Linked DNA regions of Homo sapiens: region 1 is linked to region 2. The links are chromatin loops, found by intact Hi-C in ENCODE. Cell type or tissue: ovary. All regions are shown on one strand. Links, peaks and the distances in the headings refer to the core of each region. The heading gives the core; the rest is flanking DNA.

The links. A loop is a pair of places that touch in the nucleus more often than their neighbours do. Peaks named below come from ENCODE experiments on the same cell type or tissue, not always from the same donor. Only the 100,000 strongest peaks of a DNase experiment are listed, where the experiment ranks them.
Region 1: a loop joins it to region 2, with 12 times the contacts of the local background. A loop is called at or near these places in 2 of 110 quality-filtered maps.

The regions. Positions count from the first base shown.
Region 1 is chr11:103,694,051-103,702,400 of GRCh38, forward strand. No RefSeq gene overlaps it. Among named protein-coding and RNA genes, the nearest start is that of MIR4693, 150 kb to the right of the region's middle. In ovary, for the core only: no CTCF peak of the experiment used is centred there; no DNase peak of the experiment used is centred there.
Region 2 is chr11:104,987,277-104,995,619 of GRCh38, forward strand. CASP5 (caspase 5) reads right to left here. Exons shown (of 10, transcript NM_004347.5): 10 at 6,967-7,071. Among named protein-coding and RNA genes, the nearest start is that of CASP4, 23 kb to the left of the region's middle. In ovary, for the core only: no CTCF peak of the experiment used is centred there; no DNase peak of the experiment used is centred there.

The DNA of each region.
Region 1 (8,350 bases), core at 207-8,206, 1.3 Mb before region 2:
AGGCTTCTTTCATTTTGCTTTAAATGAATTTAATTCCTACAAGGCAATCCTAGTAAGGAAATCTCTTCTTATCATTTTATGCATGTTGAGAACAAGTAGAGAATGAAGTATGGGCTGTGTGTGTGGATTTTTGTTCTTATTCAGTGAAATCAACTGGCTAATGAATATTTACTCTCAAGTTCCCTCTCATTTCAGGGAGATCCAGCCATGCCCATACTGCAGAGCACACCATAAACTGCAGTGTTGATGAAGGGGGAAGGGGCAGACTCTCCTAGCTGTAATCCCAACACTTTCATATGGAGACTGCCTATGAAAGTCCTTACATCTTCCTGGTTCCCTCATTTCTAGCTTTCAGATGTCACATTGTAAAAATTAAAATTGAATTGACATTATTTAAGCACATTGAAAGTTTTCTAGTATTTGAGATCTTTGCATGAGACTATTGCTTCCCAGAGAGATCTGGAACAACCACATTGGGCAAACGTCTGTCATATCCACAGATCTAGCTTGCACCATTAGGTTTCAGGCACAGAGAAGAAAGAGCATCTTTAACCAAAGCCAAAATTGCAAACTATATCATAAGGAAAGGAAAGGGGAACTAAGTAGAAATGGGAGGGGAAGAGGAAAAGAAATAACAATGGATTGAGCACTTTTTATATCCAAGGTATAATACAAGCCTCTTTATGTGATTATCATCAAATGAAGACAGAGAAGCTCAGATGGGTTAGTTGATTTGCTCAAACCTGCTTTGCTAGAAAGTGGGGAACCTGCAATTTTACCCTGCTTTCTTGGGTTCCAGATCACTTGTCACTCTGCCATTTCACAGAAAAAGTACAAAACAGATTAAACAAATAAGCAATACAAAAGGCAAAGTGCAAGACGTAATACCTATTTGTTCTAACCCTTAAATGTAGCTCTTCTCATTGTCCAGATGGGCTATGATGTAAGGACACTTGCCTCAAATGGTCAAAGCACATTGGCAGACATTTCCATGCATCCCTCCGGCTGCCACAGCCTGCCATGTGGGTGCAGACTCTCTGCCAGTGGAGCCTTCTGCTGTTGACGTTGCCTATGGGCCTCCTCATCTCCCTGAGCCTGGAAACCCAGCTCCATGATGTTGTAAGGGCTGCCCTCTTGCTGATAACTGCCAAATTTCCTTGATGTTCAAGGGCTTGGAAGAGCCCAACATTTGAGTAGCTCAGTGCACAGATGGATTCAGAATTTCAGGGTGCTGGAGCTGAAGATTCAGAAATGTGAGACATTCTAGGGAGATGTTGACTTAGCTCCAAGCATTAGGGCTCCTCAGATTAAAAACATCTAACCCATCTACAATACAAGAATTTTAAAGTGATCTGTGGATTTGAGTTGTTATAAGAACTATTTTGCTTACATTATAAGAACGTTATTCATGACCATTTATTAAAGACTTCTAGTGCTTTTGTATATATAGCTTATCTGTTGTCTTCGTAATGACTCTATCGTAAAATCTTAGCCCCATGTTTAGCTGAAGAAATGAATGCTCAGACAAGGTAGGCCATTTGCCCAAATTCACACAGCAACTAAATTATAGAATGGGAATTCTAACCCAAGTCTGATTCCAGAGTAAGTGTTGTACAATTGCCCCCCTAATAATGGGTAAAGTCAATGTGTGTGGGCTAAGCTGGTAACCTAATAATCACTTAACTTCTATTTTTTAATCTATATTTTTCTAATCACAAATTTAAATTGAGAATTCCAGTTATGTAATTATCTACTAATGAATAATAACTACTTATTACCAAGGCATACTACTAAATATGTTTACTCAAAAGTGCATTTCATTTTGAAAATTTTGTTTTTAATTGACACACAATATTATGCTTATTTATGAGGTACAGTGTGGTATTTTGATACATTCTGTAAAAAATCAAGTCAGGTTATTTAGCATATTCATCACCTCATACATTTGTCTTTCCTTTGTGGTGAGAACATTCAAAATCCTCTCTTTTATGTATTTTGAAACATACAATGCAATATTGTTAACAATAGTCACCCTACTGTTCAAGGGAACATCAGAATTTATTCCTGCTATCTAACTGTAACTTTGTACCTATTGATCAATCTCTCCCTATTCTCCCCTCCTCCCTCCCCTCCCCAGCTTCAGTGACAACTATTATACTATCTGCTTTAATGAGATCAACTTCTTTAGATTCCACATATGAGTGAGATCATGTGGTATTTATCTTTCTGTGCCTGGCTTATTTCACAGAGTGCTGCACACACTGGTTTTTCTCAACATAACATATCTTAAAGCCTTTCCCATATCAGCACATACAGTTCTAGCTCATGTCTTAATGACTATAATTTTTCATTATATGGTTGTATTTAACAGAGCCAATGCTAATGAATGTCTAAGTGGTTACCAGTTTTTTTGTAATTGCAAAAATGGTTTCAGTGAATCTTTTTTGAACATAATTTTGGCATACTATACCAGTACATCTACTGGCTAAATTTTTAGCAGAATTGTGGAGTCAGTGTACAGGCAAAACATTGATAAATGTTGCCTAATTGTGTTTCAAAGGAGTTGAATCTGTTTACCTTACCAGACACAGTGTATGAAGGGGCTCATTTCCCTTTAAACTTGTGAATACTGGGCATTCTCAAATTTTAATTTTTGTGCTAATCTGATAGATAAATTATGAAACCTTTATTTTTGAGATAAAATTCATATAACACAAAATTGACCCTTTAAAAGTATATAATTCTGTGGCTTTTAGTATATTCATGTTGTGCAACCATTACCACAATCTAATTGTAGAATATTTTCATAACACTAGAAAGAAACATCATACTTATTAGCAGTCACTCTCCATTCTCCCCTCCCTCAATCTAGTCCCTGGCTACCACTAATCCACTTTCTGCCTGTATAGATTTGCTTATTCTGAACATGTCACATAAATGGAATTATACAATATGTGAGCTTTTGTGTCTCAGTTCTTTCACTGAACATGTTTTTAAGATTTATCCATGATGTAGCCATGAATTAGTATTTTCTTTTTATGGCTGAATAACATTCTTTGTTTGGATATACTACAATTTGTTTAACTATTAATCAGTTGATGGACATTGAGATTGTTTACACTTTATGACTATTAACAATTTTGTTATGATAATTTATGTACAAATTTTTGCATGAACATAGGTTTCAGTTCTCATTGGATATATACCTAAGAGTGGAATTCCTGGGTCACATGGTATCTCTATGTTTAACATTTTGCAGAACTGCCAAACTGTTTTTCCAAAATGGCTGTATCACTTTACATTCCCCCCAAAATGCACAAGGGTTTTAATTTCTTTAATCCTCACCAATACTTATTATTGTCTATCTTTTTGATTGTAGCCATCTTCGTGGGTGATATGGTTTGGCTCTGTGTCCCCACCCAAATCTCATCCTAAATTTTAATCCCCATAATCCCCACATGTCGAGGAAGAGACCTGGTGGGAGGTGATTGGATCTTGGGGGTGGTTACCCCCATGCTGTTCGTGTGATAGTGAGTGAGTTCTCATGAGCTCTGATGGTTTTATAAGGGACTTTTCTCCCTTTGCTCTCTCTCACCTGCCGCCATGTAAGATGTGCCTGCTTCCCCTTCTGCCATGATCGTAAGTTTCCTGAGGCCTTTCTAGCCACGTGGAACTGTGAGTCAATTAAATCTCTTTTCTTTATAGATTACCGAGTCTTGGGCAGTTCTTTATAGCAGTGTGAAAACAGACTACATATCTTGAAGGCTTTCCCATATCAGGACATACAGTTCTAGCTCACGTTTTAATGACTATATTTTTTCATTATATGATTGTGTCTAACAGAGTCCATGACGATGAATGACTAAGTGGCTCCCAGTTTTTTTTGTTATTGCAAACAATGGGCTATAAAGTTGTATCTCTAGATGGTTTTGATTTGCATTTCCTTAATAATTATCTTGAGCATCTTTTCATGTGCTTATTGGCCATTTGAACATTTTTTTGTAGAAATATCTATTTAAGTTCTTTGTTCACCTTTATTATTGAATTATTTGTGTTCCAATTGTTGAGTTCTAAGAGTTGTTTCTATATTCTGGATATCATATTCGTATCAGATAAATGATTCGTAAATATTTTCTTCCACTCTAGAGGGTTGTCTTTTTACTTTCCTGAGAGTATGTTTTGTAGCACAACAGTCTTTAATTTTGATGAAGTCCAACTTATCTATTATTTTTCTTTGGTTTCTTGTGCTTTAGGTGTCATATCTAAGAAACCATTGCCTAATATAAATATTTATACCGACATTTTCTTCTAGGAGTTGTATAGTTGTCGCTGTTACATTTAGATCTTTGATTCATTTTGAGTTAATTTTTGTATATGGTGAGAGTTAGGGTCCAAGTTCATTCTTTTGCATGGAGCTGTCCATTTTTCACAACACCACTTACTGAAAAAACTATTCTTTACCCATTGAATTGTCTTGGCACTATTTTTGAAAATTAATTGCTTCCACATTTATTGCTTAATTTCTAGACTTTCAATTATATTCCATTAGTCTATATGTCTATCCTTATACCAGTACCACACAGTCTTGATTATTATTGTTTTGTAGCCAGTTTTGAAATTGGGAAGTGTGGGCTATCCAACTTTGTTCTTTTTCAAGATTTTTGGCTATCTTATGTCACTTGCACTTTCATATGAACTTTAGAGTCAGCTTGTAAATTTCTGCAAAGAAGTCATCTGGGATTTTAATAAATATTACATTGAATTTGAATCTGTACATTGATTTGGGGACTATTGTCATCTTAACAATATTATCTTCTAATCTATGAGCAGGAGATACACTTACATTTATTTAAGTAGTCTTTAATCATTCATAGTTTAATCACTCTTCTACTTCTTTTGATGCATTTATTATTTTCGATGCTACTGTAAGTAGATTTTCTTGATATTTCATTTTCAGAATGATCATTGCTATTGTACAGAAATCCCTGTATCCTGCAACTTTGCTGAACTTGATTACCAGCTTTCCTAATTTTTTTGTGGATTCATTAAGATTTTCTACAAATAAGATTATGGCAAATACAGATAGCTTTGCTTCTTCCTTTCTAATCTGAGTGCTTTTTTGTTGTGGTAAAAAACACATAACATGAGATCTACTCTCTTAACAAATTTTTAAGTGTACAATATACATTGTTAACCATAAACACAATGTTGTACAGCAGATGTCTGAGTCCAGCTAAATAATTGGTATTCCAGAATCCACCAGCAGGTCGCATAATGAAAATTCTCACGAATGAGGCTTTGAAGGTGCTCCAACCTCATTCTGCCCTCTCCACTGACTGCCAGGCTGCCGGTTTTCATCATGATTGTAGGATGTTGGCTTTTAAGCTCCCATGGAGCTGAGAGGGAAAGGTGGAAATATGTTGAGTTTAAATGCCACAAAGCATGCTGTTCTTATTAGTATTCTGCTCTATTTTTTCAATGAAATCTCTCTGGCTTGCAGAAAGCCTTTTGTTAATTTCCAGTGTAGATTCTTAGAATTTTTGTCATGTTTTTCCATTGCTTTTATGGAGGAGAAAAGTTTCAGAGGACCTCACTCGGCCTTTCCCTCCTTCTTTCCCTCCCTCCCTCCCTCCTTCCCTCCCTCCTTCCCTCCTTCCCTCCTTCCCTCCCTTCCCTCCTTCCCTCCCTTCCTTCCTTCCTTCCTTCCTTCCTTCCTTCCTTCCTTCCTTCCTTCCTTCCTTCCTTCTTTTTTTGGAGACAGAGTCTCCTTACGTTGCCCAGGCTGGCTTTGAACTGCTTGTGCTCCTGAGTAGCTGGGACTACAGGTATGTGCTATGGTACCCAGTTTTTCACTCTGCCATTTTTATTGATATCATCCCACTAGCTTAACTTCTTTGTAAATACTCATTCTGAGTTCCAAGTAACCATTTTACAAATGTACTTTTGGATATTTTTCTTTGTCTTTTGGAGAGGGCCTAAATTAATCTCTCTCTCACCACTTCCAATAATACAGAGCTAGGCCACAGTCACAGAAGTTACCCCCGCCCCACCCCACCCTATGCTATGTAATTTGAGAGATGTGACAGGTTCTGCCACCTTCAGATCTCTTTCATACCAGCTTACCTCCGTTGAACTTCCTCCCACTAGAATCACTAAATGGTGAAAGCACAAAGATCTGGGCACTATCTGGGCTCCAGTTAAACATTCATGATACCAAGAAGCATTGCTAAAAATACTCCTGCCTTATGAGATGATAGATGCAGGAGGGAATAACACATAGCATGTCCAAGCCTTGGGTAGCCCCAGTGGTGAGGAGACAGAATAGAGGTAGCAGGGTGAGATGGAAAAACAGTGTATTAGTCTTGCAATTAAAAAACCTAATCTCAAATCTACCCCACATGGCTTTGTAATCTTAATTAAATTGCATATCTAATTTAGTTTCAGTTTTTAATTGGTAAAATGAATAAAATAATTCTTACCATGTGGAGTTGTCATGAGGATGAAATACATAAAGTGTTGACTGGTATAATACCTGGCATAGAGGAGATGAATCTAGAGATGCAGATCTGATGAGTTAATAGGTGCATAGTGGGCAGACTGAGGACATGGACGCCTCTGTGACTAAGGAAAGACTGCAGTCCTGGAATGTGAGCTTTCTGTTGGCCAGAACTTTGCCTTCTAGTTCATGGCTGAATCACAGTGTCTAATGCAGGACTGTCACACACAGTAAATGCCTTATAAAATACTTGGCTATTCTTTTTGTTTCTTAAACCTCCAGAAAACAAGATTTCACAACCTCCATCAGTAATCATTTAGGCATTTAATAACCCTGCTGGGGAACATTTCTTGACAGCTTTCTAACTCCCTTTTGTTGCAGCTAGAAACCATTTCAGCTTAACTCAATTCTCAGTGCAGCATTTCAGCTCCTGTTGTACTTGAAAGTAGCACTTCTTCTGTCTTAGCTGTTGTTAATTTTGAGTCCCTTTAATAATTAATATCATATCTTACTCCAGCCAAGCTGAGAGACAGGCTCTTCTGCCTCTCCTCTGGCTTTTTAATTGGCACCTTGTGCACTGCAAACTACAGTGCAAATGAGTTAAATATCATTCTCTGGCTGACATTTTCTTGTTGTCAAAATTCAGCAAGCTCACCCTTAGGAATGTTCCAGTAAGAACTGCAGAAATGGCTCTGACTGAAGGGATGCAAATGTTTCCATGATTTTTTTTCCCCCAAATGTCTTTGCAATTGCACGTTCACATAGCTACCATGCAGACAAGGGTAGGAGACACTGATTTCCCAGTGAAAAGATTGAGGTTTATTATTTGATGTTGTAAATCGTTGAGATTGCACATTTACACATCAGGCCAAGTTCTTGGCTAGCCTTCTCAGAACTGTGGCAAATGATGATAAAAATTAAGTCTGCGAGGATCAGCAGAACATTTATTTAGTATTAACCTGAGTACCTGGTCCAGCCATGCCACCTCCTGGAAGCAGAGTTGGGTGAAGAATGAATGAATGCATTGAGGGAAATCGTAGCAATTGTATGTCAACAACGAAATGCCATAGATGTAACCAAGAAGAATGTAGAGTATTAGAAGTAGAGAAAAAAGGTTTGGAAGCAGAAACCTGAATGTGTGTGTGTGTGTGTGTGTGTGTGTGTGTGTGTGTGTGTGTACGTCTATCCATTACACAAAATTTCATCACCTGTATGCTGAGAGATCTAGGTGGCTGCTCAGAAGATGGTAAACGTTAAAGCTGAGTGCATACTTACATAAAATGTTTACAAATTTGTTTGAATGTAATCTCACCTTTAGTTTTAAAAAATCATAGTTTAGGTGATGGTCTTGATTAAACATGTGTTTTCAAAATAGAAAGATGTAGATTTTTTTCTTGTGGTCTGAGCTAAAAGTAAATAACAACTAGCCACTTAGGCTAATGATTCACATGTAACATAGGACCTGTCTTAAAGAAAGTATCTACAGAATACATATTTTTGATTAAACTGTATATTATGCAGCACATAAATTATTCCTGTGATGATTACCTATACAAAATTGAAAGGAATATGCTCCCACTGATGCCTCCTCCCCAAGAAAAGAACTGAATGAAATGTTTACCCTAAAATTGAAAGAAAAAATTAATTTTCCTATAGGTAAAATATTATAAGTAGAAAAACCTACAGACTTTGTGAGTTAAGGAAAACCTACTTTTACATTCATGTACTCACAGCATATATATTTTCTTAGAAGTCATTCTTGGCATCTGTATCAGTAATTTTGCTGTGAACAACACATGACTCCAAAACCTTTCAGTCCTAAGCATTCTTTTCTCTCATCATAAGTGCCACTGG
Region 2 (8,343 bases), core at 344-8,343:
AGAATTCTATCAGGTAAATTCAACAAAGAGATTGAAATAATTAGAATGAATCAAGCAGAAACTCTGGAATTGAACAATATAATTGATATACTAAAGAATGCGTCAGAGTCCCTTAATAGTAGAATTGATCAAGCAGAATAAAGAATTAATGAGCTTGAAGACAGTTTATTTGGAAGTATACAGCCACAGGAAATGTAGGAAGGAAAAAAAACAATAAAGCATGACTACAAGATCTAGAAAAGAGGCTCAAAGGGATAAATCTAAAAGTTATTGGCATTAAAGATGAAGTAGAGAAAGAGATAGGGATAGAAAGTTTATTTCAAAGGAGTAATATCAGAAAACTTCCCAAGCCTAAAGAAAAATATCAACCTTCAAGTACAAGAAAGTTATAGAACACCAAGCAGATTTAACCCAAAGAAGACTACCTCAAGACATTTGATAATCAAACTTCCGAAGGTCAAAGATAAAGACAGATTTCTAAAAGCAGCAAGAGAAAGAAACAAATAATATACTCCAATATATCTAGCAGCAGACTTTTCAGTGGAAACCTTACAGGCCAGAAGAGAGTGGCGTGACATAATTAAAATGCCAAAGGAAAAAACTTTGACCCTAAAAAAGCACATCCAGTGAAAATGTCCTTCAAGCAAAAAAGATGAATAAAAACTTTCCCAGACAAACAAAAAAAAGATGAGGGCTTTTATCAATGCCAGACATGTTCTACAAGAAATGCTAAACCAAGTTCTTCAATCTGAAAAAAAGGACTTAAATGAGCAAGAAAGAATCATTTGAAGATACAAAACTCACTGGTAATAGTAAGAGCACAGAAAAACACAGAATATTATAACGCTGTAATTGTGATGTGTAAACATCTCTTAATTAGAAAGACTAAACCAATCAAAAATAATAACTACGACTACTTTTCAAGATGCAGACAGTACATGAAGACATCAAGAGAAACAACAAAAAGTTAAAAATTGAGATGATGCAACTAAAGTATACAGTTTTTATTAGTTTTCTTTTTCCATGGTTGTTTGTTTATGCAATCAGTATTTAGCTGTTATCAGTTTAAAATAATGAGTTATAAGATAGTATTTGCAGACCTCATGGCATCCATACAATGGATACTCAAAAAGTAAAAAGCAAAAAATTGAATCATACTACAAGAGAAAATCACCTTTGCTAAAAGCAAGACAGAAGAAAAGGAAAAAAGGAAGATAAGATCATAAAACAAGCAGACAACAAATAACAAAATGGCAGGAGTAATAAAAGACATTTAAATTAAAAAGAAAGAAGTCAAATTATCTTTGTTTGCAGATCATATTTTCTTCTTATTTGGAAATCGTAAAGACTCCACCAGAAAACTATTAGAACAGATAAACAAATTTGATAAAGTTACAGGAGATAAAATCAATATACAAAAATCTGTAGCATTTCTACATGCCAACACTAAACAATTCAAAAAAGAAATTTAAAAAGTAATCCCATTTATAGCAGCCTTAAATAAATGCCTAGGATTTAACTTCACCAAACAAGGGAAAGACCTCTACAATGAAAACTATAATACACTGATGAAAGAAATTGAAGAGGACGCAAAAATAAAATGATATTCCATGCTCATGAATGGAAAGATCTAATATTGTTAAAATGTACAAACTACCCAAAGCAACCTACAGACTGAATGCCATCTCTGTCCAAATGCCATCTCTGTCCAATAAAAAGAATGCCCAACAACATTCTTTACAGAAATAGGTGAAATGAGTCTAAAATTTATATTGAACTGCAAAAGACCCAGAATAGCCAAAGCTATCCTGAGCAAAAGGAACAAAACTAGAGGAATCACATTACATAATTCCAAATTATACTACAGAACTATAATAATTAAAACAGCATGGTACTGGCATAAAAACAGATGCATAGACCAATGGAACAAAATAGAGAACACAGAAACAAATTTACACACCTACAGTGAGCTCGTTTTTGACAAAGGTGTCAAGAATATACCCTGGGGAAAAGATAGCCTTTTCAATAAATGGTGCTGGGAAAACAGGATATCCATTTGCAGAAGAATGAAACTATAACCTTATCTCTTGCCACATACAAAAACAAAATCAAAACTGATGAAAGATTTAAATCTAAGACCTCAAATTATGAAACTACTAAAATAAAACATTAGGGAAACTATTAGAACATTGGTGTGGGCAAAAATTTTTTGAGTAATACCCCACAAGCACAAGAAACAAAAGCAAAAATGGACAAATAGAATCATATCATGTTAAAAAGCATCTGTGGAATAAAGAAAATAATCAAGGTGAAAGACAACCAACAGCATGGGAGAAAATATTTGCAAACTCTCCAAATGAAAAGGGATTAATAACCAAAATTTATAAGGAGCTGAAACAACTCTATAAGAAAAAAATCTAATGATCTGATTTAAAAATGGGTAAAAGAAAAAAATAAAAATGGGTAGAAGATTTGGATAGATATTTCTCAAAAGAAAACATAAAAACAACAAACAGGCTTATGAAAAGATATTCAGCACCATTGATGATCAGAGAAATGCAAATCAAAACTCCAATGATACATCATCTCACCCCAGTTAAAATGACTTTTATCCAAATGATAGGCAATAAACAGTGCTGGTGAGGATGCAGAGAAAAGGAAACATTCATACACTGTTGGGAATGTAAATTAGTACAACCACTATGAAGAAGAGTTTGGAGCCTTCTCAAAAAAAACTAAAGATAAAGCTACCATATAATCCAGCAATTCCACTTCGGGGTATGTAGCCAGAAGAAAGAAAATCAGTATATTGAAGAGACATCTGCACTCCCATATTTTTTTGCAGCACTGTTTACATCAGCTAAGATTTGGAAGCAGTCTAAGTGTCCATCAACAGATGAATGGATAAAAAAAATATGGTACATATACACAATGCAGTACTATTCAGCCATAAGAAAGACTGAGATTCTGTCATTTGCAACAACATGGATGGAATGGGAGATCATTGCATTAAGCAAAACAAGCCAGCCACAGAAAGACAAACATCACATGTTTTCATGTATTTGTGGAATCTAAAAATAAAAACAATTGAACTTATGAGTATAGAGAGTAGAAAGTTGATTACCAGAAGCTGGAAGGGTAGTGGAGGGTTGCAGGAGGAGGTGGGAATGGTTAATAGGTACAAAATTTATTAGAATGAATGAATAAGACCTAGTAATTGACAGCACCCCAGGTGACTATAGTCAAAATAATTTAATTGCGCATTAAAAAATAACTAAAAGGGGATAATTTGATTATAACACAAAGGATAAATGCTTGAGGGTATAAATATTCTATTTTTTCATGATGTGATTATTATACATTGAATGTCTGTATCAATATATCCCATGTATCTCATAAGTGCATTCATTATTTGTGATAACACCAAAATTAAAAGTTAAAAAGCATCTCATACTTTTCTCTGTTGTTATACATATTCTCCAACTAAAAATGATGGTGGGATTATGGATCAAAAGATTACAAGGCAAAAGATTACAGGGACCATGTCTTTAAAATTAAAACTTTCAAAATATGTGTAAATACTTGCTAATGTGAGTATATGTCAACACTATTTACTTCTTTCACTGGATGTTAGGGAAAAAAGGAACGGGGTGGATCCTTCTGGGTAAAGGAAAATAGTTTCACTAAATTCTTGTCTTTATTTCAGAAAATGCCTGCCCTTCAAGGCAGATAAGAGAGTATTTTTTTAATATATTTTAAGTCTAATTTTCCCCTTTTAAGTCAAATTCTTCTTTTCTCTTTGGGTGACATTACTGATTATTATTATCTCCAATGGAAGATAGCTACATATATGAATGGAGGGAAAGAGAAGTCGTTTGGAAATGAAAGACTAACAGAAAAAGAACTCATATTATTTGAACCCAATTCATTTTTACTTTGATTCCTAGTTACGAATTCTAATTCTATCCAACCTTAGTTTTAAGAGTCTTGGCAAAGAATTGTAACACAGGCAATTTTGGCTTCCTGTATGCCATTCAACCTGCTGTCCATTCTGCAAGCCATCTTTCTTAATTATAAATCTGACTATAAATAACGCCCCTGTTTAATAATATTCTAAAATAATTTACACTGTCCCCAGGACAAATAATTACTCCTATATATTTCATCAGTACATCTAATCTTTTCAAACCATACTTCAACTTTTACATTGCAACCATACAATTTTTTTAATTCCCAAATTTGTCTTATCGTTTTGCACTCTCAATTTTGGTGCGTGATTTTTCCTCCCCCTTATAAAATTCTCTTTTTGATATAACAAATTTATCATAATAAAAGCATGCACACTTACATGCAAACATAAGTCTCTGTGTTCTGTTTTCCTGTCAATTTTTAACACCGTTAATAACTCAAATTAAACTCCTATTTTTCATTGTACCACCACTAGTCTCTAAATTGCTGGGAGTTCTCACTCCACTGTTGCCTGCACAACCCTGGAAGTATAAATTTGGAAGGTGAGGGGACAGAGGCTGACTTAAGGCTGCCAGTGATACTCCCTTCACTATTTCAAAAAGTCGCATAAGTGATCTCTTTTCTTCTCTCTCCAATTCTGTTCATGTGTCAATTGGGGTATTGTTTATCTATCACACTCACTTGGGTTTTTTTGTTTGTTAAATATACAAAAGACTGATACTTAAATCATTTTTTAATAATAAATATAGGTTTGCCACTAAAATTAAACAATAGAAAAGTTTGTAAAGTGGAAAAGGATTATCCACACTCTTTAATTTGACACAAGGTAACCCCAATTATATGTTTAGCTTGCATCTTTCTGAATTTTTTCTATGCTTTTGTAAAACACTTAATATATTACCGATTTTATTGATTTCCTTAATCATTGGCTTCCTAGTATCCTTGACCTTTGCTTCAACCCTGTAACAGTCTTATGACTTGGTTTTGGCCAACATAATGCAGTAGAAGGATCTCGTGCAATTCCCAGCTCAGGCTTTATGAAGCCTGGTGCTCTTCTTCCTCGTGGACACCTGAACCTAAATGAGGACGAGCCTGAGCCACATTGCTGGCTAATAAGACACATCATGTGGAAAAGAGCCCAGCTGCCCCAGCCAGCCAAGGTCATTCTAGACCAGCCATGTGCTTTCCAAACATATGAGAGATCCCAGCCTTTCAGTAAAGATGCCTACCCCATGCAGAGGTGATCTCAGACACATGGATAATCTCAGCAGAGTCAAGACCTACCTAGCTAACTGGTAACCTTGTGAACAATAGCAAATGCTTATTGTGTTAAACTACTGAGGTTTTGGGTGTTTTGATACCCATAAATAAATAACTGGCAGACACATATTTACCTATACCTTTTTTCCTTATAGCACCAGTATCATATATTATCAACAATTTGCTCCATTTGTTTAATCTTTGCTTCACAACATAGGACAAACCCTTTAAAAATTCAACACATTAAAATTCAATACTACCTGATTTTTAGAAATCTATAAATTATTAAAAGTGTCAATTCAATATAATTTTAAATATTTTGTCAAAGTAATACATTCATGAGACAGTCCATAGTACAGAAAAGAATACAATAAAAATCATATTTCCCAGTACAACTCTCCCCACCTTTAGTCCCACATACTAGAGGTAATTTCCTTCAATTATTTTTGTTTTGTTTTGTTTGGCAGTAACATTTGGAATTCTCAATAATGACTATTATACCTCTGTGTTTCCCGAAATATAGAACATAAACAATGCCATTGACTACCTGATATGAAAAATGAGATGCAGCTCACTTACATAGCCACATATCTGGTCTATTCTACCTAATATTTGATGATGTCATGATGTTCATACTTTTTATTGATTAATTGTGGAACAATAAATAATATATTTAATCCTAATTTCTTCTTTCATCAATGTTGCTCAGTAGTTAAATTTTCTCTATGTAAGTTGATTAATGTTGCCCTCATACCTTCTCACTTTCAATTATATCATTATATTTTTGCAATTTTTATCGTAGTAAAATGCCATAACAAAATTACAAGCTTAACAATTTTAAGTGTACAGCCAAATAGTATTAAAATACATTCATAATTTTGCACAACAATCACCCATCTACCTCCAGAATTCTTTCTATCTTGTAAATCTGAAACTTTATAACCATTAAATGACACTTCATTTTCTCCTGCCCTAGCACCTGGCAATCACCATTCTACTTTCTGTCTCTGTGAATCTGATAATCTAGGTACCTCATATAAGTGTGATCATATTGTATTTTTGTGTGTGTGAATGGCTTATTTTACCTGGCATAATGTCCTCAAAGTTCCTCTATATTTTAGCATATGTCAGAACTTCCCTCCTTTCTATGCTAAATTATATTTTATTATATCTATATACAATATTTTACTTATCCATTTTTCAGTCCATGGATACTTTCGTTGCTTCCACATTTTAGATATCATGAACAACGTTGCCATGAATATGGGTGTATAAGTGTATCTTTGAGACCCTGCTTTCAATTATTTTAGGGATGTACCCAAAGGTGGAGTTTCTGGATCCTATGATAATTCTAGCTTTAATTTTGTGAGGAACTTCCATACTGTTTTCCACAGTGGTGCCATTTGACATTGTCACCAACAGAGCACAGGGTTCCGATTATTCTACATCCCTGCAAACACCTGTTATTTTGTGTTTGTTTGTATGTTTTGATGGGAGTCATTCTAATGGGTATGAGGTGGTATCTTATACTTTTAACACCATCTTCTTTCATTCTATTGTTGGCGGTAAGTCACAGCCAGTCGTCTTCATCAGCCAAGTATAGATGTTACATGAGCCATAAAACTCGAAAATCTAGTTAGTTTCTTCCACTTCATTTTCACTCGTCCACCATTTTCATTGAAATTATATTGTCTATTAGAGAATCTAAAAAGATACAGTTCATACAATCTAAAAAGATACAGTCTTTACTTTTATTGAAATACCAAATATTGACTATGCAAGCTATACTGGTAAATGTGCTCTTTGATGTTGACAGAGGAGGGCTGGGCTGCCTGTGGTTTCCTGCAGAAGAGAGAAAGGACAGAAGGTCAAGATGGTTACCCCTCACTGCCTTCATCCCATCCTTCATTATGATTCTTCTTCCATCTTCTGCCATATGCTTTTGCCATTTCCCTCGACTTCCATCTGTGACCTCTGTGTCTATTTAGTGAAAAGTACTCAGGAATATCTTTGTAAAACCTAAGTTAAATTATGTCACTTCTCTTTTCCAAAGCACTGGAAGGGTTTCCTATCTACTCAGATAATATTTTTTTAAAGATTTACCATGTGATGTTCAAGCACATTGTGATGAGGCTCCTCACTGTTTCTCCTAATTTGTCTCTGTCAGTTCCCTCACTTGCATTCTCTTTTGGTCACACTATCTCATTGTAGTTCTTTTTAAACCTGTTCAGCATATTTCTGCCCCAGGGCATTTGCACTTGTATTCTGTGCTGGAACACCTCTCCTGCATAAGAACCACATGATTCACTCTCCAACTCTGTGCATTCTTTATTCCAATTTCATTATTTCAAGGCAGGTTTTCCTGAATAAAGTACCTATAGTTGAGCATGTATTTTCTACAGTCCCATAACTGTGGCTGAATGTCAGTAATGAGACAGCCAAGTAAAAAGGGCTCCCTGGCAGAACCTCCCACCAGACTGTGCACTGGGAAGAATGCACACTGGGGTGGAGCCTTGGGAAGTTCATGCCATTTGCAGCAGGGAGAAGCCTGGCCCCTCCTCTTCCTGGGTGGTACCTGGTATTCAATCTGCGAGGCAGGAAGGGCATTAGCAGGACTCTGGCTCTGTGAAGGGTCTGTTTCCCATTTTTTTCCTTTTCACACAATAAACCCTGCCCTCCTCACCTTTCAGATTGTCTGTGAGTCTAATTTCTCATGGTCGTGTGACAAGGACCCCATCTTTAGCTGAACTAAGGAGAAAGTCAACAACAGTAATGTGATATGTGCACTCAGAGGACCAAAGCCCTGCTTTCCCCATAGATAGCTCCTGTGTTTACTCTGTTTTGTTCAAGGTCTGATGCACTGTTTGGTAACTAAGTGTGGCAGGTGGGAGAGAAACAGAGAGAGAGACAAAGAGAGGGAGTGTATGAGAGATAAATGAACATAATTAATAATGGTAATATTTGTACATTATTATTTTAATAATTACTAACCTAGGACTTTCATTGTGTATTACATTTTGCTGCAATTTTCCTTACCCTTTGATTGATTATATAGTTGAGGGAAACTAAATGCATATAAGTAGAATAAAAAAGAGCAAATAAATACTCACCAGA